Regions from separate parts of the Mus musculus genome. Here all the other regions are linked to region 1. The links are chromatin loops, found by intact Hi-C in ENCODE. Cell type or tissue: heart. All regions are shown on one strand.

Region 1 (4,000 bases):
CTGGCTTTTTTTTTTTAATTTGCAAAGCACATTTCTTTTTCCCACCTTTTCAGAGCAGCCTGCTTGGTGGGGTATGAGTAGTTGAAGTCACTGTTGGAGCTGTAACTGCTGCTGTCCTCATCCGGGGAGATGTTGAACCTTCCCATTTCGGTCTTCTTCATGCTGCTCGGGAGGGACGGACGGTGTGCGGCTCGCTCGCGGCGCGGGCTTCCTTTTGTCCTTGGCGGCGCACTGGCCCTCGAGGCTGCCTGCGAAGGTAGAAGGCGGCGCGTCAGGACTGCGGCGCGCGCCCGCCCGCCCCCCCCCCGTACCACGTGACGCCGCCGAGCGGCGCAGCGCGGCTGATTCATCCCCCGCCAGGCGAGTGGAAAAGTACCAGGCGAGCGAGGGGCGGGGGCGCGGCGAGGGGCGGAAAAGTACCGACGGCGGGGCCGCGAGAACAAAGATGCGCCCGCCGAGGCGCCCCTCCAGCCGCCCCGGCGCTGAGCCCGGTCCCCCTGCCCCAGCCGGGGCTTGTTTACAGGGCGCACGCCGAGCCTAGCCTCCGGCAAGCCGGGGACTGCCCCGGGTACCCGGTCACCCGCCCCTCCTCTACCCCGGGAGGAACTGATGCAATACCGAGGGGCGATTGATTGTCAAGCCCTCGCGCGGTTCGCCTTGCCCCACGCCCGGACCGGACGATTATTTTCGAGGCACAAGACCCGATTGCAAGCAGCCGAGCGGCCCGTGCGCGATTCCCCCTTCCCCCTAACGGGAGGCTGTGGCCGGGTGGCCGCAAGCCCCCGCTCCCGCCGCCGGCGCCGCCCGCGTCCCCGCCGCCGCCCCTCCCCCGCCTCACCTCGGTGCTCTCCCTGCGAGCTGGCCCACCTCACGGCAGCGTCTCCCGTGGGCTGTCTCGGTCACACACCAGAATTGTAAAACGAGGGAAAAAATGTAACAGTGACGGAGTCCTTTTCTTTTATTTTTTTTAATAAAAAATTTTTAAAATTTCCCCGTAATCCAACAACAGGCAGAAGAGGTGGATTTTTTTTTCCTCTTTAATTATTAAAGAAAAATGAAAAAAAAGAGCGGGGAATGGCGATCACGATCCTCCGGCGGAGATTGAGGGGTAGCGGCGCGGGCGACGGCGTGGCGCGGTGTGGAGCAGCTTCCCGAGCGCGAGTTATAGCGGCGGGGCGCCGCGTCAGTGGGCGGGGCGCGGGCGTTCGCCTTTGTGTATCAACAGCACCTGGGCTCCGCCTCCCTCCCGGTTGCCCCGCACCCCGAATCGGGGGGCCAGCCGCACCCCGCTTCCCCGCGGCTCGGGGCACTGCAGCCCCGTGGGTGGCCGCCACCCGCGGCTGCTGTAATTACGGAGCCGGATCCCTTAGATTCCCTCCCAGCCCGGTCTCCAACGCTGCGTTTCGGGGACGCAGCCGGCGAGTGTGCAGTACCCTACCCTCCCAGCCCCCCCCCCCATAACCATTCCCAGCCCGTGACTTAAGATTTGATTTACGTGAAGGGTTTTTTTTTTTTTTTTTCTCCCGCAGAACTTGGGCGGGCGCTGCCACGCTGCCCAGAGGGCCGGTTTGTGTTCTCGATCTTTCCACCTAGATGTGCTTTCACTCTCCAGTGCTAGCCTGGTGGTGAATGAGAGGCGGCTCGCAGTTGCGTGTCGGCATAGACTTTTGGGTTGCACGTGCCACAGCGTACTAGGGAGGGTTTGCGTTTGACCAGCAAGCCAGACACACCTTTAATAAAAGAACCTCGGGCTGGGTTCTTCCGAGGCCGCCCAGGGGCGCCCTGTTCCCTCTTGGTGGACACTTTCCCTCCTGCTACCACCCCACCCCTGGTGCTAGCGTCTCCCCGGGCTTCCAGCGAGAGCGCCCTCGTTGGAATGTAGGCCTGGAGCTTTCTCTACAGCCCAGATCCCTCGGTGGTGCTTTTGGTCTTGCAGAGCCGGGCGGCTCAGGGGGACCCCTAGACGAGAATATTCGGTGCTGCCGGAATGGCGAGGGCCCTTCCCTTTCGGTTGAACAAAGACCCCCGAGGAGAGCGAAATGCTGGTTGAATGAAAGAATAAACAAACGAGTTTGACCTGGTGCTCTCTTCCTTTGGGGGACGTGGGAGAGATTGGGCTGGGCATAGAGGAAAGGGTTGGGTGTGATCACACTTTTTTGCCTTCAATGTTTTCCTGAGGAAATCTGCAACACTGCCTATTTCCGTGGCACGAAAGTCTTGGGGTACCTTCAGCCCGTGTCAGTGTTCATGATTGACAGGGCAGGACCCTATTTCCCCTTTACACACTGTGTTCTTCATCCTAAACCTCTGGTCCGGTCAGCCATACTTAAACAATAGCCTTAGAATGAATGCTGCACGTCCCCTCGCCCCTCTCAAGGGCGGTGGTCACTCTAGACCTAAGGAGCCAGGAACGCCTTTTTTCGGCTTGCCTATAATTAATGCTCCCCTCCTCAGTCCTACTTTTGCAGTTCTGTTTTCTAAACCATGTGGTGTCCGGACTTCATAAACCTGTGCTGTCTTGCACAGTCCTCAGATTGTTCGAATTTGTTTGTAGTCTTGTATCGACAGTCTCCCCATGGAGACCGAACTCTCCTCAGAGGGGAGGTTAGGAATCTGACATATAATCGTAGCTAAAAAAGTCTTGATTACCTTACCCCGCCCCCCTCCCAACTGCACACCCTAGTAACATCGGATAAACTCCTGTCAGGAAACGCTTGGTGGTGGACTCAGGAATCCTGGGAAATTCCTTTCTATCAGGTTTCAACTGATAAAACTCAAAAGATCTTAAACCACTTTTTCATTCTAGGTAAATCTCTTGCCCTGTTAGAGGTATTCAGGAAGTTCTGTAGGTTATTGGTTATGGCTGCAATTTGGAATACAATTAGACCTATTGTCCTTTGGACTTTTTCCATGGTTCATACTGCAGGATAGTTAAGGAGAGAGGTGGGGAGGGAGAGAAGGACTGAGGGGAAGGGAGAGGAGAGGAGAGGAGGGAGAGGGAGAGGGAGAGGGAGAGGGAGAGGGAGAGGGAGAGGGAGAGGGAGAGGGAGAGGGAGAGGGAGAGGGAGAGGGAGAGGGAGAGGGAGAGGGAGAGGGGAGAGGGAGGGAGAGGGGAGGGAGAGGGAGAGGAGAGGGAGAGGGGAGAGGGGAGGGAAAGGGAGAGGGGAGGGGAGAGGAATAGATTTGGAGGCTTGTAATCTTTATCTGAATTTCCGGATGGTCAGAAACTGAATAGTACGTGACAATAACAATGCAAAGCAAAAAGGTGATTTTTCTATCACCACTTTGATTCTTCCCAGTAGTGAATCGAAAATGCGCGTTACTAGGCCTGGAGAGATGACTCAGTGGGTAAGAGCGCTGGCTGCTCTTCCAGAGGCCTCAGGTTCAGTTCTCAGCAGCAACATGGCAGCTCACTACTGTGCCCTAACCTGGTGAACAGGGAGACACAACTCTATCCCAGACACACTTACTCTATTAATGGCACGTCCTTCTAAAGCGGCCTGGTTTGTGTAGCGATTTATACACTGGAACTCTAACACTGCCATATTTAACTCCATCTGGGGGGTGGGGGGTGAATCGAAAGCCGTCTTCTGTCTTCTGTGGCCGTGGCCACAGCACACACCCGGTGCACAGACGTACACACAGGCAAAACTCCAATACACCTAAAAATAAATCTTTTTAAAAAAATTCTAACACAAGAGTTTTCCCACTGAGACCTCCACTGGGTTATTGCTGTTGTCCTGTGTCTAGAAGGCAGGAGACACAACTGTATCCCCAAATGTGGCAAAGCTGACGTGTCTGCATTTTTCAAACTGCAAAAGAGAGATCATGTGGTTGAGACTCAGTGGGCACCTACCAGCTTAACATTCTTCTTTAATGAGTAGGATATAAGGGGGAGAAAGCAGCGTCCCACCCTTAGCAGTACTAAGCACTTTGCTGTGAAGCTTGTGTGTCGACTAAATAGGCTGCGTTTGGGGTTGTGATGTAAAATGTACTTGCA
Region 2 (4,000 bases), 110 kb after region 1:
ACACACACACACACACACACACACATATTATTATTATTATTATTATTATTATTATTATTATTATTATTATTATTATCATTAATTAAGAAATACAGCCTGCTCAGTCTGAACGTTACTTATATGTATATGGTTTCAATGATGTCCACTTGGTATTAGATATGCAGTGGACATTTATCTTCTGGAACAATAAACCTAAATAAACTCTCTCTTCCATAAGTTGCCTTTCATTATGGTCTTTTATCACAGTAACAGAAAAGTAACCAATATGTTTTAGGAAGAGAGGCTCCCTTTATGGAGGTCATGTCTAATTTGGTGTCAGAATTTAGCTATCTATACTGCTATATAGGCGGAGATTCCTATTAGAACAGTGAAAGCAAAGCTGTATAATCAGACATGAACAAGTCCTGTGTGGCTGGATTACAGGACATTTAATATTAACAGAAAGTGGCTATCATGATGAACATGGGGAAAAGGAATGTCAGGGCTCAATTCATCACCTTACTGCTAGATGCTCCACCAGACAGCCCCAGAGGCATCCCAAACTCATGACATACTGAGTCTTCAAAAGTTGTTCTCCTCTGTGTGTCCTGTCTCGGTGCCATTGCCATTAAACCTACTATTGTCCATCGCCCCGCCTTTTCATTCTTCCCTTCCTGTTGATTGCTAAGTCTTGTTATTGTCCTTCCTAAATCTCTCTAGAATATGTCTGTCCTTAAGTCATGGATTCAAAGTAGCATCTTACCTAATCTAGTTTTCATACTATAACCATATCAATCACTGAAAAATAGGAATTCAATTATGTCACCCTTTTGAATTAAAAAACACACAGTGTTCCTGATAGCTCTGTTTTTCAAAACATGAGAATTTCTTGCTTTGTACTTGTTGGGCACCTGCAAATAACGTTCCTTCTATATAGGATTTCTTTTGTTCCCATCCTCTTCCACTTTCATATTGCATCCTTAGTATACAGTATATCTCCACCCATGACCTTTGCCACCGGCTGACATATGCTTGTCCCTTCCAGTAGCCTTGTGGGTGCTCTCAACTTTCCCCATCATACCACCCACTATAGTACACTGTAATGTGAAGTGGAAACTTAAGGGTTCTTTGGAAAGTCAGCTGTGTAAGATGTTGTTTTGCTGGGGCAAACACATGAAGTTCCCAAAGAAACACGGATAAAAGGATGTTTTTACAAAGGTAGACTCATGAAGGAATGTTTCACTGAAGCAGACACAGGTGAAAGGATGTTCTGCTAAAGCAAGCGCATGAAAGGACACGTGACGAAGGATTCCTGGATAACAACACACATGTATTGGTCTGCCTTATATTGCATAGTTGAGCTCAATTTGTCGGGATTCCGTAGAAAGAAATGCAACAGAAAACTTCTGGTAGTGTGCTGTAGCTTCTTACCACTTCTGCAGACTCTGGATGATTGGCAGAGTGGTGTCAGCTGATGCAGACTCTTGTGGAGTTTTGCTGAGACAAACCCATGTGCTAAGGCAAAACCCATAGTAAGGTAAGATCCGTGGAGGACACATGATGTTTGGAGGGAGTATAAGACCATCCTGGATATCAAATGTTTACATTATGATTCGTAACAGTAGCAAAATTACAGTTATGAAGTAGCAAGGAAATAATTTTATGGTTGGAGTCACCACAACATGAGGAGCTGTATTACAGGGTTACAGCACTCGGAAGGTTGAGAACCACTGCTTTAAAGGCAGGTGTTATTATCTTCGTTTTGGAAATTAAAAGTGGAAGTTACTGAGAATCTCTGGTAACACACTGAGGTTACACAGCTCTCAGGTGACAAAGACAGACAGCCTTGGGTACCTAAGTGAAAAATCCATTTTATTAATTTCCATGCCAGATGTAGGCTTGCTCGAGAACTATGTTCTAACAAGAGCATTCACAGAAGGTGTATACAACCATATTTTTTTTTCTGAGCTGAGTCCCTATCCATGCACTTACAAGACCAGCTCCTGTGTTCTAGGCTTGAAATGAAAATACCAGACCAGGCTGTCAACCTCATAAAGCTTTTTTAAAATGTAGAACAAGTCTCCTAGAAGGCACTGGCAGAGTGCTCCAGGAGTGGCTTCCTGTGTGTCAAAAAGGCTGTGTCTGTGGAAGGAAGGAAGCCTGGAGATTTCGAGTGCATGGGTGGGTCATTTTCTGCTCCAATGGATTCTACATTCTCTTTGTAATTGCCAGTCTATCTGGGTAGTGACCTTGTTTTTAATCTTACTTCAGGAACTACCACCCTGAATTGTGATCCTGCCATTTACACTGCCATTGTATTTGGTGGAAATTCTGGTGAATTGATGTCGTCATTGTCCAGTGGTTTGACGTGACTTCAGGGGTTCTGATTAGGCCACTTTAGCCTATGCCTGTCATCTTTATGATGGGTTGAATAGTTAAACAGAGTGCCTTTCATTTGTAAAATTCCAGACACTTGCCAGAATTCATTTCCTTTATTCTTTGCTACCTCTATCTTCACCAAGAGGGTGGCAATTGTTGGTTCTTTCTTAATGAGACAGACAATAGAGTTCAGGAGGTTAACGGCCTTACCTCTGTGTAACATCCGGGTTACAGTCAGCCAACACAATGGTGTTACACTTTGAATCAAAGTGTTTTGTCTTACTGGGGAAGAAATGTACATGGTACACTTAAGGATCCATAATGCTTTCATGAATATTCATTTATTTTTTTCAACAACTATTATGGAGACCTACTATGTATCAAACAGTAAGGAGTAGGAAATAAGACAAGCACATGACAAGAGTGCAGACGTGGGACAGGTGACATCATGGAAAGATATATGTTACATATATTCATAGAAGTAATGTTCTATAGTAAAATATCAATAACAGGATAGGAGATGTTTGGGATAGATGAAACGAGAGTCATCAAGGGCTTCCATGGGTTAAACAAGTTGAAATTATGAGCTCAAATAGTGCTTCCTTTAACTTGTTTATCTGAGGGGTTCTTTTTGTTTTGTTTTGTTTTGTTTTTGTCATGGTGATGGACAATTGACAGTTTTAAGGGGGAGTGAAGGAAACGTCTTGTTCATTTTTACAAGATCTCTTGGTTTGTCCTGCAGTGGTGGACTGAGGGAGATAGGAGAGTTGATTTTTTGGGTGTTGCCTTGTGTCAGACACTGCAAGAGTTTCTTATACATGTGTCTCACTCTTCAGAGTCCCGTGGTGTAATAATTACTATCTTCACTTTTCAAATATTGAAACTAGAAGGCTCAGTGTTCATCTCTACCTCACCCAAGGCTATTCAATCTGGGTGACACGAAAGTTTGATTTCATTAATTAACTTAATTTTAGTTTAATTCTAATGAATGTACTATTATACTGCCCCTTTTAAGCTTTGGTTTATCTTCAGAGTCTAATGGATTGCCTCCCATGGTTGTCCCCAGAGATTCTCAAACTGCTACGCTCCATGTGGTTTAAAAGAGAATGCCCACCATAGGCTCTTACATTTGAGTACTTCGACACTAATTGGTGGCATTGTCTGAGAAGGTTTAGGAGGCATGGCCTTGCAGGATTTGAGAGCTTAAAGCCTCACCTTGTGATAGTTTGTATATGCTTGGCCCAGGGAGTGGCTGGCCTGTTGGAGTAGGCGTGTCACTGTGGGCGTGGGCTATAAGACCCTCACCCTAGCTTCCTGGAAGTCAGTCTCTTCATACCAGCCTTCAGGTGAAGATGTAGAACTCTCAGCTCTGTCTGCACCATGCCTGTCTGGATGCTGCCATGCTCCTGCCTTGATGATAGTGGACTGAACCTCTGAACCTGTAAGCCAGCCCCAATTAAATGTTGTCCTTCCAAGACTTGCCTTGGTCATGGTGCCTGTTCACAGCAGTAAAACCCTAACTAAGACCCACCTAATTCCAGTTTGCTCTCTCTCCTTTGAGCTTGTGGTTGAGGATATGAGCTCCCATCTTCCTGTTTCTGATGTCTTGCCTCCCACTTGCTACGAGGCTTCCCCACCATGA
Region 3 (4,000 bases), 490 kb after region 1:
ATCCAGATAAAAGGACATAGACCTCAGCAGGATTCATCTTGAGCCTACTTCCTTGTGCTATCCCGATGTCAAAATTCCTGCCAAATTCCTAGAAGGCAGCCCCAAAAGCTCTTCACACAAAGCTTTGAAAAAAATCTTTTGTATCAAACTTCGTTTATGAAACCTAACCCGTTCCCTCACGGGTTTATGGGTTGTGTCAGCCTCACATGGAGTCCCCCTTTAACCTCGCTTGCCCGCTGCCTTCCTTCAACCCTATCAAAAGCCGCGAGCTCCTCCTGGTGCCCAGCCAGTTCCTTGGGATGTGGGGTGCAGATGATTGGTCTGAAACTGGAGGCAAACTGAAGCCCAGGTCTTAGCAAAATAAAAGTTCATTTCTCACTCACATAAAATCCAAAACAAGGCTTTCTGGCTGCATGGCAAAAGAGGGGTGGAGATGGAGGAAGACCCTTACCCATACTGTCATTTGAAACTCTAAAGTGGGAGTCTCTAGGACTTTCTCTATGGGGCCTCTAAGATCATCCAGGATGCCCCTGCAGCTGCAAAGGGCGAAAGCCCAGAGAGCGTGCCATTACTTCAAGTCACATTCCACTGACAAGAATTACTCAGAGCCCCATCTGGTTGTAAGGGAGGGCTGGGCTTAGAAAAACAGGTTGAGATTTGTGTGTGTTGTCAGAAAGACAGTCTGCCATCTTTGCTATAGCAAAGTACAAAGGGAGAAAGAAATGAACCACACCCAGGACAGCGAGCAGGCTTGTCGTAGTTAGAAATCACGTCTCTGGGAGAGGAAAATAGGTAGACAAAGGCAGGTAGCTATTAGAGGAAGATTCGTGCCTACTAGTTAAGAATTTTACTTTGAGTTAGCCATGAATTAGACCTTGAAAGAAGCATCAGTCCCACGTGCCTTCCTAATAAGGAAATTCATGATTTTAAAAAGGAGCCGTGGCGTCACTAAGGACTCTTCATGAAACCCTCACAGCCTTTCCAGTTCCCGTCAGTCAGTGTGCGACTGCTGTGGTGGACTTTCAGAACATTGCTGGGGATGGTGGACTGCCATCCATGTTCATTCCTGCCTGTGAAGTTCTTGATTCTTCTCCTTTCTTCTGACCCTTACCATCTGTCTCTAAATTCCCCGGCACACCCCCTGATCCCTCACCCCACCCCCTACCCCACCCCTGCCGCCATGACTGCTGGGACTCATTTTGGCACAACAGTCGGCAACTCAGTGATTATCACCCATCTATTCAGTGCAGAGAAAATGTCATTTACTTCTCTAGGCCTGTATGACATTGCACCAACCATAAATTAATCTTCACCACACAGCACTCGAGGGTGACATTTTGACACCTTTTTTAACATGTCAAAAAAAATACAATTTCCTTTCAAATAAGTCAATACAAAAGATTTGTCACTGTTCTCCATGACAATTTATTACATCTTGATCAACATTCCCTATTTTTAGGGGGCCAAGCGGGGAGGAATCTTTGACTTTATAATAGGGATCAACGGGAAAAGGAAATTTGCTTCATAGAAATTCACATCTGCAGTCAACTTTAGTCTTTAATTCTTTTATTTAGTGTGTGTGTGTGTGTGTGTGTGTGTGTGTGTGTGTGTGTGTGTGTGTGATATAGCGCACGTGTGCAAGTCAGAGGACAACTTGCAAGGTTGCTTCCCTCCTTCTGGCTTGTGGGTTCTGAGCATTGAATTCGGGTTGTCCGGTTTGGAGATGAGTGCCTTCTCCTTCTGAGCCATAATCTTGCAGGCTCCACAGTCAACCTTCCGACACTTGCACTTGCTCCGTAATAGAGATGTAGGGGCTTCGTCCTTAAAATGTTTGTGGAGCAAACAGGAAGAACTTCTGAGTTTAGAACACATAAAAACACACATACACACACACTTGTACGCATAAGCCACATTTAAAAAAATAATTTAAAAACAACATAATAGTACATTCACTCTATCTACTGTTTTAATTTTCTGTAGATTTCAAAAATTTGATTTTTGGTCCCCCCATGCTGGAGAATCACTGTTGTTAGTGCGCCATCTAGTGGGTATGTTGCATGATTTAATTTTTTATTTTTTTTATTTTTTTTATTTTTTATTTTTTCCTTAGGCTTTGTTGGGGTAGAAGAGGCTTTCAACGATCCAATGAGCTCTCTTTGGAAGGACATGGGGATCAGACTGTTGTATAACACAGACAATGGCAAAATGTGGAATCATCCAAAAATTTACCAGCGAGCCACAGAAATCCTTACTTAGTCAATATAATTGAAGAATGAAAGATCAGAACAAGTCAACGTATTCGTTGGGTGATCATACAGAAGGCACAAATCACCTGCACACCAGCAGTTTACCTAAAGCCTAAATACGGTAAAATGTGTTTGACACTACACGTAAATTATAGTTAGCTTTATTCTTGATCTGAAAGGATACTTTTAGGTCCCCACAGATCTACTCTTTAAATAGATATGCTCTATGCTAAAGAACCAAGGTGTGTCTCTGAGCTTTCTGCTTGCTTAAAGTTAAAGTTAAAAGTGATGATCTTGTATTTGTCAAGGAGCAGGGTGTGAAGGACGGTGCGTTTGTCACTTTAATTGACCCTTTGCGGATCTATACCTATTTTCACACGCTCCTATATATTGACGTTTAGTACTGAATACTCAATAAAGACAGAGATAAATGAGAGCCATTTGTGCTGCTTAGTTATAGACTGGCCTTCAGAGCCCTGCTTTTCCATCGCTACGTAAAGGGGGAGGGGCTTCCTTCCGCAGCTCCGTGGTCTTTCACAGACAGTGTATGAGGGAAGGCACAGCGGCTGTATGCGAGGACAAAACCACAAAATCGTGCGCAGCGGCCATGTAAAGATAATATGGAGAACGGGCATAAGAATGGGTGGCCGCATGCTCGCCCAGACACAGAGCAGACACTGTGTCACTCTTACCATGACAGATGTTGCAATCATGATTATGAAGGAACCATTGTCACGTATGCAATTGTTGCAGGAGACTTGCCTTTAAGTAGACGCTGAGAAAGGGAGACCAGAACCTGTCACTCACATTCTTAATATGGGGGAGGGGAAACACTCTGATGCTTTGCCCCCTTTGATCTTGTCAGCAAACTGGCAGAGAGCCTTTGACAAGTGAAGTGTCTGGAGTTAAGTAAGACCCACTCCTGAGTAAGACCTAAGTGTCTGATTCCGAAGGCCCTGTTCACAGATGTGGCCGAAAGTACCTTAAAGCCATGTACCGGATGCACACACTGTGTGTGATTCTCAATGACACGCACTCAGGAGCCGGGGAGCCAAGCGGACTTTTCCTAGTTGCAGCAATGAAGCCATCAGGTGGGCAGAGCATCCACAGCAGTTAACCTGGACATGCTATCGATTGGGTCAGTAATGGCTGACCTGCTGATGTGGCAGAAGCCAGGCTTACAATCACTGGGGAAACATGATCTTTAAATGCTGAGGTAGATACATGCTTTGCCAGGGTTTTTAAAGGATGTAGATATCACCATTCGGGCATATTTACTCCTTCAGGTTTCCTCCCAATGACCAACATCCAGAATGTCTTATAACATGCATTACCGTACAGCAGTTTTAACCAATGTCCGTTACCAATGTCCGTTAGACCAAGATATCAGGTTAGTAATTTTACCTGACACGAGCGCTGTGCCATACAATGGCCCAAGTTTGAAGGTTGAGACCTCAAGGATAAAGTTCTCTGTTGTTATCATGTACAATTTATAAAGTGTGTTCATTTGTACTGCATGCTTTTCTAAGCTACATACTAGCTCAGCACCATGCTAAGCCACTGGCTTAAAAGATCATAAATAGCCCAGAATGCATTGATACATTGCAACCAGAGAATAATTGGGTAGAGTTTGTTGAAAGTATTCTGAAGATCAAATCCTTGCAAGTAGCCAGCTGCTCAAGTCTCTTCCTCCCTGGCCAAGCAGACGCCAACCCTGGGGCCAGGGATGGATTGTCTCTGGACTAAGCCCATCC
Region 4 (4,000 bases), 49 kb after region 1:
GGTGGGAGGGACGTAGCGAGAAACTAACGAAAGCTCTGACCTTTCCATCCAGAAAAACATCCTCAAATAGACGCGTGTATTTTTGCATGTAGTATTGGACATGGCAAACACTCCATCTGTGGACCTCAGATTAAGGACCTTAATATAGCTAGCTCATTTATTTACTCATTTCCAGTGCCGGGCAAGCACCGTGCCATGGAGCCACACCCCCTGCCCCTGTACTGTAGCATTTGAATGTGACATAGGACTTCAAGTTTATTTTTGTTTCTTATTTCTGCAACGTTCAATAAAATCATGTCTCACGGTTTCATCCCCACACCCGGAACTCCTGAGATAAACAAAGGATTTTCTTATTTCATTTTAACTGCTTTAGAGAATTTAGGGCTTCTGAGATGAAATGATGGCTGAGCCTGCCTGACTGAGCAAAGGCTTGACACTGGAAGTCAAGCCCTGTCTTCTGAGGTTGAACTGATCTTTCTGCCTCTCCCATGCTAATGGGAGTCTCAGGTCTTCAGGCTTGGGACTCTCTAGAGCTGAGTAACACCATGTTTGGCTGAAACATTTAGTGTTGGGCCTGACATCACCGTGGCAGCTCATGCCCACGTAGTAGCGTGGTCACTCAGTGGATGCTTGTTCATAACACTTAAACTTGGTTTGCAGTGTTGCTAAGATACTGACATTCCATTGTTTATCTACACAATTTTACATCAGGTCAAGGTTTGGGGAACTACCTGGTTGCTTTGGTCAAGGCGGTTGCTGGTAATTGTTGCTTTTAAGGTTTTTTTTTTTTTTTTTTTACTACCTAGATTACGTGAAAAATATTTGGTATATGTATTTGAGGATTTTTTAAATGCCTTTACTACAGAGTTGTTTTTTGTTTTATTATACCAAATAGTATTTGTGAGGACCATTAAGGCTAACAGGGAGAGACAATGTCACAGAGAATAATTCCTTTGGGACAAGTCTAAGAAGATCATTCGCTCAGGTGCCTCTTTGGGCGCCATTTGTTGTTCTCCCAGTAGGGCAAAGCAAGGCCTCTCTTTATTCACTTGCCTTCTTTTGATGACTCAGTGATAGCAGCTAGCGCATACTTTGCATATAGCCACTTAGTTCTAAAGTACACAGACTTCTCTCTGTTAGTAAAGAAACCCACAGGTTCTGGGCATTTCTCTGCGAAGATATTTTATTAGCCACTGTGGCTTGGGATTAATGTCTTTGTTAATTAGAGATTAATCTGCTGGGTCTGAGGAAGAAGAGAGTGGGATGTGAGAGAGAGGAATAAATGCAGAGTTCTCTGGGAATCTGGCCACTAGAACCACGGAGAAGGCTCAGAAGCTGTGGCCTGGGCTTCCTGGGCTCTGAGCTGTGTTGCTGTGCACGGGTATGCTCTCCTCACCTTCAAGAAGCCTGTGAGGTGGTCAGCGTCACCACCTGCTGCTAACGTAGGAGGGAACAGACTCAGAGACGTTTTCATAAGTACCTCAAACAATGGACACTGTTAGCAAATATAACAGTCAGAATTTGAACTCAGGAGCATTGAGGCCCCAAGCCTCTCTCTGTGTGTGTGTGTGTGTGTGTGTGTGTGTGTGCAATCATGCCGCCTACAGCCATCTGAGCAGTGCTGACACTGTAGTAATTCCTCCCCGTTTGTTTCTGGTTAGCTGCCCGGCATTCTTCTCAGAGCATGTGCCACAAACTCCTGGTTTATTTTCATTCAGAGATAAGAGCACACGGAGCTGCAGGTCCTTTTATGGCGTGTTGGAATTTATTCTGTATTTACTACTCGCTGTGCATCAGAACGACGTGATTAGTTGAAAATAGAGGCATTAATGCCCGTGTGGGATCTGAATAATGCATGATGTGTAAATTTCTGGTTTCTCTTTTGGAACACGCTAATTTGTGTTTGTCTCTCCTGTGCTTCTGGCAGAGCATGGAACCTTCAAGTATTAAAATCAAGGAACGGCTAGGGTACGGTTTTCTATACTCCATGAGAGGAGAGCTGTGAGCCTGGGGACAGATCCAGTGACCTGAGATTGCAGCTCCTACCCGTGCCCCTCTGGGGACAGCCACAGTGGTCTGAAGGTGTGTGAAGAGGACTTTGCTCCACCAGTCACCACCCAGTCTGTTTACTGGGTAACATCTGCCACAGGGCTCTGGGAAGAACACTTTAGTGTAGTTGAGCTTTGGCTGGTATTCTCTGTCTCTATCAGTCAGTCAGTCTGTCTTTCTATTTGTCTCTGTCTCTCTCTCAACAGGTTCCCATAAGCTCAGGACTGACTGTGAACTCTTGATCCTCCTGCCTCCCCCTCCAAACTCTGGGATTATAGGCGCTTGTACTACGCCTGGTTTAGCAGTTTGTCTTCTGCAACGTTAAAAAACAATGTTACAGGTCTGGAAACTTTATGAAGGTCCTGCCCAGCACTAGATAATCATTTACTGATCTGCTACAGGAAATACAGCGATAACCTACTCTTTTCTTCTGCTTTCAAGGAACCTATGAACTAGAGGAAGAGAGTATAGAGATAAATTCCAGCCTGGAGGTGTCCATGGTCAGAGTCACGAGGTCAAATGAGGGCACAACAGAGAGGTGCCCGGCATCACTAGAGGTGTCAGGGGAAGTGTTCCAGAGAGGAATAATCTATTCCTAGTTAGGCTGGCCATGTAGTTTGTGGGGCCCAGTAACTGAAGATGTTCATTCACTCAAAGATTATGAAGACTTTTAAAATATCACAGCTAATATGGGCACTTCAAACCGAAGATCCTTCTACTTAAAAGTGCAGTCCCCCAGGGTGGGGTGTGGGGAATGGAATATGGAGTGTAAAAAATAAATTAATTTTAAAAATCTTTTTTTTTTTTTTTAAAAGAGGTTTTGGATGCTAGCAAGATGGCCCAGTGGGTAAGAGCACTGACTGCTCTTCTGAAGGTCCTGAGTTCAAATTCTAGCAATCACGTGGTGGCTTACAACCATCTGTAATGAGATCTGACGCCATCTTCTGGTGTGTCTGAAGCCAGCTACAGTGTACTTATATACACTTATAAAACTTGAGGTTAAATAAATAAATCTTGCGATAAATAAATCTTTGGACCAGAGCAAGCAGGGACTGAGAGAGCAGAGTTGACCAGAGCGAGCAGAGGTCCTAAAAATTCAATTCCCAACAACCACATGAAGACTTACAGCCATCTGTACAGCTACAGTGTACTCATATACATTAAATAAATAAATAAATAAATAAATAAATAAATAAATAAATAAATCTTTTTTGTTGTTGTTTTTTGAGACAGGGTTTCTCTGTGTAGCCCTGGCTGTCCTGGAACTCACTCTGTAGAACAGACTGGCCTCGAACTCAGAAATCCACCTGCCTCTGCCTCCCAAGTGCTGGGATTAAAGGTGTGCGCCACCACTGCCCAGGTATAAATAAATCATTTTTTTTAAAGTGTAGCTACCACAGTGGGAAGCCAGCCTGGGCACCAATGCTATTTGTTTCTTTTGAAACATTGTTATAACCTAATTACAGTCCAAGAGAATGTATTTAAATCGTCTTGGTGTGGTCCTGGTAGTCTTTGGGGGGACCAAGGACATCAGAAAGGGTCATGGGGATGGTTGTTTATTTTTTGCTTTTCCCACACAGATGGGCAGTTTCTGGGAAGTTTTGGGGGGTGATAAATACAACCTCCTTCTGCAGCCTGCGCCCCTAAAAGGAATAGTACATCAGTGGCAAAAGGCAAGTTATTATTAGTATGTTTGCTGGCAACGGGAGAGAAACCCCACCTGCCAATGAGAAAAAGCAGAGCGTGTGTCACCTGTGGCATACCGTTTTCATGCCATCATCCCTGTAGCACGGCCTGTCGCTGTGCTATCTATAGATAGTGCCCTGTGTGGAGGGACACTGCTAATGACAGGCTTGGTCACACATTGGTCACGTAACTCACTTTGGCTATCGGAGCAAGAGGAAGCCATTTGAGCTGGGTCTGAGGAGAAGTTCTGGGCCAGTTCTTCAAA
Region 5 (4,000 bases), 98 kb after region 1:
GTTCTGCTGTCAGGAAAGATGATGACGTCTAACTGGCATCCAAAAGTCAGAGGTGGAGACTAGAAGCCTCCTTTTCCAGAGCCAGCCAGTCAATTGACGAAGAATAACCAAGTGCACACACAATGACTTCTCCATGGAGACAAGGCAGAAGACCATGACTGAAGAACCAATGGCTGGTAACATGAGGCCATCTGGTTGTGCAAGCAAGAAAAATAGGTTATGGGGTTCAAAGGGGATTGCTGTCTTGGGTTAAATTTAAAATAGAAGTTATTTGAGCCTCGGGATTCTGAGTTTCGCATCTTGAATAAGAGACCAGGCCAGCCTCTCTGTTTTTGAGGTCATGGATATTATATTATGTTATGTATGATGTTCTTAAGAGGAGGGCTAGAAGAAGAAGAAGCTATACAAAAGCCCAACCCCCTCACAAAGTTGCCTATTGTTGTAGCTTTGTCCTTACATAAAGTCACCTGTGTATCTAGAGAGGCCATCTTTAAGGATCAACAGTTGTCAGAGTCAACAATGACACTAGGAATCACTGAATTTAGAGGTCTTCCAACCTGGGTGTCTGTCAGAGTCTCCCACACTGTGTAAAAATATCTTTAGACGCACAGATTCTATTCTCAAGTCACCCGGGCCCTTACATCATTCTTGGTTTGCCGAGAAAGAGAGTGGCATTCAAAGGGTTAAAACACTGCTTCCCAACCCCCATCCCCAACTGTGTTACTCTCCAGCTTAATCTTTATTGGCTGTATGCCCAGGCAAAAGGAAAAAAAAACCATCATATTTGGGAGGCGTCCAAAGATAGTTTTATTTTAGTTTTTTATGACAGAAAAGGAAGGAAATATACAATCAAATTCAGACAAAATTCTATGAATACATTTGTGGGTAAGTTGAATAGAGAAGTTTGCAGCTATAATTTTGTGATAGATAAAGCTACAATTTCAGCTTGGTGGTGGTGGTGCACACCTTCAATGTCAGCACTTGGGAGGCAGAGGCAGATGAATCTTTGTGAGTTCAAGGCCAGCCTGGTCAGCAGAGCTAGTTTCAGGACAGTCAGGGCCACACAGAGAAACCCTGTCTCTAAAACCAAACAGACAAAAAAGCTGAACTCTCTCTTTAGCTGGGTGTGGTAATATAACCCTTTAATCCCAGTACTAGGGAGGCAGAGACAAGCAGATCTCTGAGCCTAGTCCACAAACTGAGTTCCAGGATAGCCAGGGCTACATAGAGAAACCTTTTCCCCACCCTCTTTCTTCCACAGGGTCTCATGTATCCCAGACAGGTCTTGAAACCACCCGGTCATTGAGGACAGATTTCAACCCCTTTCCATATCCCCTTGCTCTGACCTCCTAAGTGTTCAGATTACAGAAGTACTATACCCAGATTATGAAGTGCCAGGGATCAAATACAGGGCTTTGTGCTGAGCAAGCACTCTACCACTGAGCTAAACCACAAATCACCAGATCCCCACCTGACCCCCCCCCAAACAACAGCTATGCACTTTTTTTTTTCAAGACAGGGTTTCTCTGTGTAGCCCTGGCTGTCCTGGAACTCAGTCTGTAGACCAGGCTGGCCTTGACCTGCCTACTTCTGCCTCCATGGCAGGAGCCAATAAGGCCTGGCCAACTATGCAATTCCTACATTCTCATTTTTTGTCTATTAAGTTCTGAAATATGCTTATTTTATGGGTTTTCCACATCATGGCTGATAAAATGTTAGGCACAGAAATATGAATTATAGCACAACCCGAACATAGGTAAATCAGGCTTACAGTTTTAAAACTTTTTAAAAAAGATTTATTTATTTTATGTATGTGAGTACACTGTAGCTGTATAGATGGTTGTGAGCCTTCATGTGATTGTTGGGAATTGAATTTTTAGGACCTCTGCTCACTCGCTAGCTCTGGTCAACTCCGTTCACTCAGGCCCAAAGATTTAGTTATTATTATAATTAAGTACACTATAGCTAACTTCAGACGCACCAGAAAAGGGCATCAGATCTCATCATGGGTGGTTGTGAGACATCATGTGGTTGCTGGGAATTTAACTCAGGACCTTCGGAAGAGCAGCCAGTGCTCTTACCTGCTGAGCCATCTCGCCAGCCTCCAGGCTTACAGATCTATACGATGAAACAGAGAGAAATTGTGTCTGATGTAGCACAATAGGAAAAATTTATTACAATTATTAGGAAATGTAAAGATCTTGATATTTGAGTCAGTGTGGAGCCAACAGACTCATCCTCTACCCAGGATCCAGCATCCGAGGTCCTGCACTGTCTTCTTGTCCCTCTGACAATGATTGACACCATGTTTACACGCATGCTCAGGAGCATGCTCTCCCCTCTTACCAAACAGAACTTCCTTTTGGATAACGAGTCAGCATGCTGAGTGTCTATAGCCCAGGGAAGTGCTTCCTCGGTGGTGGAGATAGGGAACCTAGCTGCCAGGATAAATATCCACGGCCCAGTGTGGTTGCTCAAAGCGCTGGAGGAGAGAAATGTAAGACATGAAACTGCTTCCCCACCTCCCGAGCAGTCGGCTTTGTTGGACAGCAGGGCCGGCGTGCTCCTCAAAGCAGCTCGAGTAACGGTGGTCCTGTCTCACTGTTAGGTTGCTTGGCAATCACATTAGGCCTTGCCTCTACAGAACATGCCAGATCTCTCTGGAGACAAAGAGTTTCCCAAAGCTCTAAGACCAGTCTCAGGCCTGAGATTTTGACTGGTCTGAAGTTTGTCTCAGGGGCCGTTGTAGCTTTCTCTCGACTGGGAACAGAGGAAATGCTCCTCAGGTTTGGTGGAGGACAATTTAGAGAAATTTTGCTTTGTTTTAATTTTTCTGGTGCTATTATTGCAAGTCACTGAAACAAACAGATCCTTTTAATTTACATGGGAACTAAGCCACAGTCATACAACTGTGGTTTGTATGTCTGCTGCAGGAATGGCTTTGTTCTGTTTTCCAGGAAGCAGGGGCACCATGACCCTTGATTCTATGACCCTTAATTCTGTGACTCTTGGTTCTATGACCCTTTATTCTCCGACCCTTGACTCTATGATTCTAGGGTGTTGTTTCTGTCATAATAGAATATTAAGCATTATTGGTTAGCTACAGTTTATGCTCAGAGAAAAGTCTGCAGAGCTTACATGGTCTTCTTGATGTTTCATATACTATTGAGACAGCTTTGTGCTTATAGGAGTTGGTTTATTCTCATTTGGTCTGTTAGATAATGATGATAGTTTGAGTTTGTTATTAGCTGTTAAAAATTCATTATGTCCACATAGACCAGAGAATCTTCTTCTTCCTCTTGTTTCCAGGCATCTGATTTCTTTCCAAACCATTAGTCTCATATATACATATATATATATATACACACACACACACACACACACATATATATTTATTTATTTCTAAGTATATTGTATGCTCACAAGTATATGGATATATACATATTTGTGCATTTACAAATCCATTATGCAGATGGCTGCATGCTATCTAAATATGCTATTCTTCTCTGAATCTTGCCAGATGCTGGAGGTCTAAAGGCATAACTCAGCCTTAGCCTTCCACCAGGGCATTTAGTTTGTTTCCAATACTTAGCTGTTACAAGCAAAGCTGCATGTCACCCGTGAGAATGTATCACCAAATAAACACTGGGAGTCAGTTCCAGACCCAAATAAGTTCAGTGATGATTGTCAAATTGTCTTGGTTGGAGATGGATCAGCTCTTGCAGACGAAGGTCATTCAGACCCTCTCCAGGTCACTCCCACCTACCTGTAACTCTGCCTCTGAGGGGGGAGATTCAGACCTTTTCTGGTCTCCATGTGTTACAGGTACACATGTGAGCACAGAGCCACACACCTATACATATAATTAAATAAAATCAAATCCTCAAAAGATTTTGACCTTTGCCAATCAGATTGTTGAACGATGATCTCATTGCAGCTTAAATGTGGGTTTTAAAGAATTACGTACGGATGGCACAGTGCCTCTTTGGAGCTGTTAAAG
Region 6 (4,000 bases), 78 kb after region 1:
TCCTGCCCATCCTCTCCCGTGCCAGAAACTCATCTTTAAATACTTTTAATTGACTGCATCTTTCTGTTCTGTAATTCTAGCTTGCAAACTAAGCTCTCCTAAAAATATCATCCGATGACAAGTGCAGCCTGCTATGCTTTTAATTTCTCACGTCTTGGGTGACTTGAAGGTGCTTGTATCTCTCTAATCCCTTCAGCAACAGGGTGTAGGGTGGTTCCTCTCTGGGCGCTTCCTTCTTCCTCAGCCAGAGGGACAAGAGTCGCTTCCCTTTATTCTTATAGAAGTCATTACTTTTCAAACTCAGGCACAATTTCTTCTGATAGTTTCTCGCTTGAATTGTTGTTTCTGTTAATAATTCATTCCCCACTCCCTCTTTGTTAGTAGTTCTAATACTCTATTCTCGGCCTGTCCCCTACAAAGAATAGAAACCAGTATGAACCAGATCTTCAGGTAGGGTTTAATTAGTACAATGAGTGGGTTTTTTTTTTTTCATGCCTTCAGAGAAGAAAAGGCAGAAAAGAAACACTGATTTTAAAACTACACTATAAGTTCATAAGCATAACAACAATGGCCGTTCTATTCTTTGAAGCAATGGATTTTTTTTTTAATTTAAAATATTTTAAATATGTTTCCTTATCGATCTACTGGATGAGGGAGGCCTGTACAGCATAGGGCACATGCAGAAGTTAGAGGACAACTTGTGATGATGGGTCTTCCTTCTGCCATGCGGGCTCCAGAGGGTTGACTTCAGGTCACCAGCCTTAGTGTCCTTTACTTTCTGACTTGTCTTGCTGGTCCTGTGGCAATTTTTCTTGTACTTCAGGGTTAAAATGTCCTTCTTTCCTTGGCTTATAATTTACTTTTCTAGGACACTGTTCCATAAACACAATAGGAAGTCCCCCCCCCCCCATTATGTTTCTGTGCTGACCCCAAATAGCCTCTAGCAAGGCTCAAAACAAAGACACTCGGACTAAAGTTCCATACCACCAAATGGAAATTAGCTTACTCTATGACCACCTTGAGAAGTCAGGAGGGACGTGACAGCCATGTTGAACAAATGGGCCACTTTCTTTCAGTGTGACAGTGATGTTCTTCTTCCCTTCACTCTGACACACAAAGACTAATGGAAATGACACGGTGGTAGCCAGTCTTCTGTGGCTCTACTGATCTTCCCGGTTTCCACGAATTACAAAGAAAGAACAGAAACGATGTTTTTCTTAGTCTCTGCTTACTTCATCCTTTGCTGCCGGTGAAGCCGACCTCTGCTTCTCACCCCATTGGAATTCTGTCCACCTGATGGCATAAGGGGTGAGAAGCAGAGGTCGGCTTCACTGGGGGTCTGTATCCACTCACACCCCCAGAGAAAGCTAACTAAGATTGGTAGATTTAAAGGGATTTGCTGTTCGCGCCTTTTGACAGCGGCATGGGCTGGATCATCTTTGTTGCAGCGGATCTTGGTGGAAAGATTTGTCTTCAACAGTGGAGTCTGACCCTTCATCCTCCTCATTACGAGGTGGCACTCTTTAAACACCTTTCCTCCATGGTCCCTTGGCCTCTGGGGTTGAGAGTTCCAACATGGAGCCCTGTGCATTACAGTCTTGACAGCGCTCCTGATGGCTGCCCGGAGCCGGAGTTCTGTGCAACCAGGCCAGGGTGCACTTAGCATTTTGGTGTGCTTACACCAATTTCCCCTTGCACGGTTTAGTAACTGCGAGAACTGAAACACTTCCCCTGACTCTCCACATCAAAGTAGGGGGTGCTTCTAGCAGGAAGTAGGGTACAGTGTGCTTATCTGCATGCTGGGGTACAAGACGTGGAGGTCAGGGCCAGAGAGCTAAGGCTAGGCTTGGCTGTCTAGATACACACGCTGCACAGAATTAAGTGAAAAACAAAACAAAATCCCCCAGATCTGCATAGAAAGCTTAAGACCGCAATGGCTTATGTCTACTGATGCTATTCAAGGAATACATTAGATTGCCCCTGCATGATGAGCACCCACCATGCTCAGGCATTCACAGGAGCAGGCAGGCCCAGGTGCTTCAGAACTCCAGTGCGAACTGCGCATGCCCAGAACTCAAGCTTGTGTATCGCGCTGGTTCTTGCTTCTAGGATGAGCCTCCCCTTTTGCCGAAGTCTCGGCTTTGGCCACAGCCGGATTCTCTATTGCTCTCCCGTTTGGCGCCCCTGGGTTCCTGTCCAAATCTATTTTGGCAGTCATTTCTGTGGAGACAGGACTGTCTGTGTTGTTCAATGCTATATCTGTAACTATTAGCCTTTGGCAGAGAAGAATGTAAGAGCATGTTTAACAAATGATACGTGGAATTCTAGAAAGTGCTATTGGACGTAAGCAGCTTCCAAGAGATATTCTTGCATTTAGTAAGGTCAACATACTAGGAAAGGGGTTGTGTGGGTGGAGTGGGGGACGGGGCGGGGGGGGGGGAGACTAGGATACTTGAGAGCATTAGCAGAAACACACTGTAAATTTACAACTACAAAGGAAAACAAACAAATATGAAGGCTCATAACGCCTGATTTAGAAAATGGTTCTATTATACATAATGTTTCAAAAAAAATACAAATACAAACCTTGGTGTGCAGTTTAGCACTGAATTTAGGAAAAGAAATTGAATGGAAGACTCCATGCAAAAGCATCACACAATAAAAACTGAGCAAATATTGCAATTTTTCTCAAAGCAAACTTTGATGACGACTATTTCTTGTCTATTAATTGGTCTAGTGTCTAACGAAAGCAAGGCCAGGAAAGTTACCCTGTCCCATATTTTTAGAAGCACTTAAGTGACCTACCTAGTCTGACAGCGCCTTGAGAGCTAGGCCACGTCCAGAACGTTTTGTATCTTTGTGGAGCGTTTGATACATTCTTGCCACCCGCTCCTTTCTTTTAAGGAATCCTGCAGATCAAGTGTCCAGCCACAGTGGGATACTTGTTCTAAAGCAATCATCAGCCAGGTTAAGACAACATGAAAAGTATTTCTAAGTTTGCCAAGAGTTTGTTCCCACACTTCAGCCCAGATAATTTCTTTTGCTCCTTGTAGATGGTAGAGGCAAGTCTCTATGACATGCAGGATGCTTGACAGAGGATGTCACGTCAGGTTGAGTGACTGGCTTGTAATCCCTCGTGTTTTAGCAGAGTAATTAAAAAGGACAGGGAGATCCCTTTTGATCTTTGATTGAATATATTTATAAAACCTCTTATGGACCAAAGAAGCCCTATCTTACAGATAAAATATAAAGACATATATATTAAGCGTTAGAATAAGTTGAGATTTGGAGACATGGTGTGCTGTTTAGTTTTGTGTCAACTTAACACAAGCTAGCTATCACAGAGGAGGGAGTCTCATTTGAGAAAATGTCTCCATATGATTAGCCTGTAGGGAATTTTCTTAATTAGTGATCCACCCATGGTGGGTGGTACCATCCCTGGGCTGGTCGTCCTGGGGTCTATAAGAAAGCAGGCTGAGCAAGCCATAAGGAGCCAACAAGTAAGAAATCACTCCTCCGAGGCTTCAGCTCCTGCCCCCCAGGTTCCTGCCCTGCTCGAGTGCTTGCCCTGACTTCCTTCAGCGAAGGACTAGGAAGTGGACATGTAAGCTGAGTAAACCCTGAACCCCAACTTGGGTTTGGTCATGGTAGTCATCACAGCAGTAGTAAACTTAACAAAGCCAAAAGGTGCGAACTGCTGATGTTTATAACATTAACAAATTATGCAAAAGTTTTTATGTACAAAAAGCACAAACTTCTAATCGTTATTTTCTGTATCAGCTAAAGGAAACCGATAGAAGACTGTTTTTGCTTTAGGATTAGATTTATTTTAGGCCTATTTGTTGATTTTTTGGATGTGTTTCCAGCCTCCTGGGGGCAGAAGGATGTTCTGGCATTGGGAGGATGAAGTTTGAGATCTGTTTTGCACCTGGAAGGCTTGCACACACCTTAAGGGTCCCAGGGCTGGACCATGACTGGAATATCAGGGACGGTGTACCTG

What was found. Hi-C counts contacts between places; a loop is a spot of excess contacts. Peaks named below come from ENCODE experiments on the same cell type or tissue, not always from the same donor. Only the 100,000 strongest peaks of a DNase experiment are listed, where the experiment ranks them.
Region 2: a loop joins it to region 1, with 2.2 times the contacts of the local background. A loop is called at or near these places in 3 of 42 quality-filtered maps.
Region 3: a loop joins it to region 1, with 2.3 times the contacts of the local background. A loop is called at or near these places in 4 of 42 quality-filtered maps.
Region 4: it touches region 1 in a loop (3-fold over the local background); 6 of 42 quality-filtered maps call a loop at or near these places.
Region 5: a loop joins it to region 1, with 2.6 times the contacts of the local background. A loop is called at or near these places in 2 of 42 quality-filtered maps.
Region 6: a loop joins it to region 1, with 2.4 times the contacts of the local background. A loop is called at or near these places in 3 of 42 quality-filtered maps.

The regions. Positions count from the first base shown.
Region 1 is chr15:96,698,570-96,702,569 of GRCm38, forward strand. It overlaps Slc38a2 (solute carrier family 38, member 2), which reads right to left and starts at 1,159. Exons shown (of 16, transcript NM_175121.4): 1 at 839-1,159; 2 at 46-248. The coding sequence starts at 161. In heart, a CTCF peak has its summit at 1,779; DNase peaks (open chromatin) are centred at 342, 452, 1,182 and 1,722; H3K4me3 peaks cover 2,638 bases; H3K27ac peaks cover 2,618 bases.
Region 2 is chr15:96,811,533-96,815,532 of GRCm38, forward strand. No RefSeq gene overlaps it. Among named protein-coding and RNA genes, the nearest start is that of Gm32564, 5.2 kb to the right of the region's middle. In heart, no CTCF peak of the experiment used is centred here; a DNase peak (open chromatin) is centred at 2,119.
Region 3 is chr15:97,185,998-97,189,997 of GRCm38, forward strand. Gm33253 (a long non-coding RNA gene) reads left to right here. Exons shown (of 4, transcript XR_003951518.1): 3 at 2,111-2,367. It overlaps Gm33205 (a long non-coding RNA gene), which reads right to left. Exons shown (of 4, transcript XR_875636.1): 4 at 1,418-1,821. Among named protein-coding and RNA genes, the nearest start is that of Gm33253, 5.0 kb to the left of the region's middle. In heart, CTCF peaks have their summits at 281 and 2,016 (motif pointing left); no DNase peak of the experiment used is centred here; H3K27ac peaks cover 247 bases.
Region 4 is chr15:96,747,596-96,751,595 of GRCm38, forward strand. No RefSeq gene overlaps it. Among named protein-coding and RNA genes, the nearest start is that of Slc38a2, 50 kb to the left of the region's middle. In heart, no CTCF peak of the experiment used is centred here; DNase peaks (open chromatin) are centred at 1,676 and 3,836; H3K27ac peaks cover 3,418 bases.
Region 5 is chr15:96,797,035-96,801,034 of GRCm38, forward strand. No RefSeq gene overlaps it. Among named protein-coding and RNA genes, the nearest start is that of Gm32564, 20 kb to the right of the region's middle. In heart, no CTCF peak of the experiment used is centred here; a DNase peak (open chromatin) is centred at 2,457; H3K27ac peaks cover 668 bases.
Region 6 is chr15:96,776,695-96,780,694 of GRCm38, forward strand. No RefSeq gene overlaps it. Among named protein-coding and RNA genes, the nearest start is that of Gm32564, 40 kb to the right of the region's middle. In heart, no CTCF peak of the experiment used is centred here; a DNase peak (open chromatin) is centred at 2,137; H3K27ac peaks cover 1,798 bases.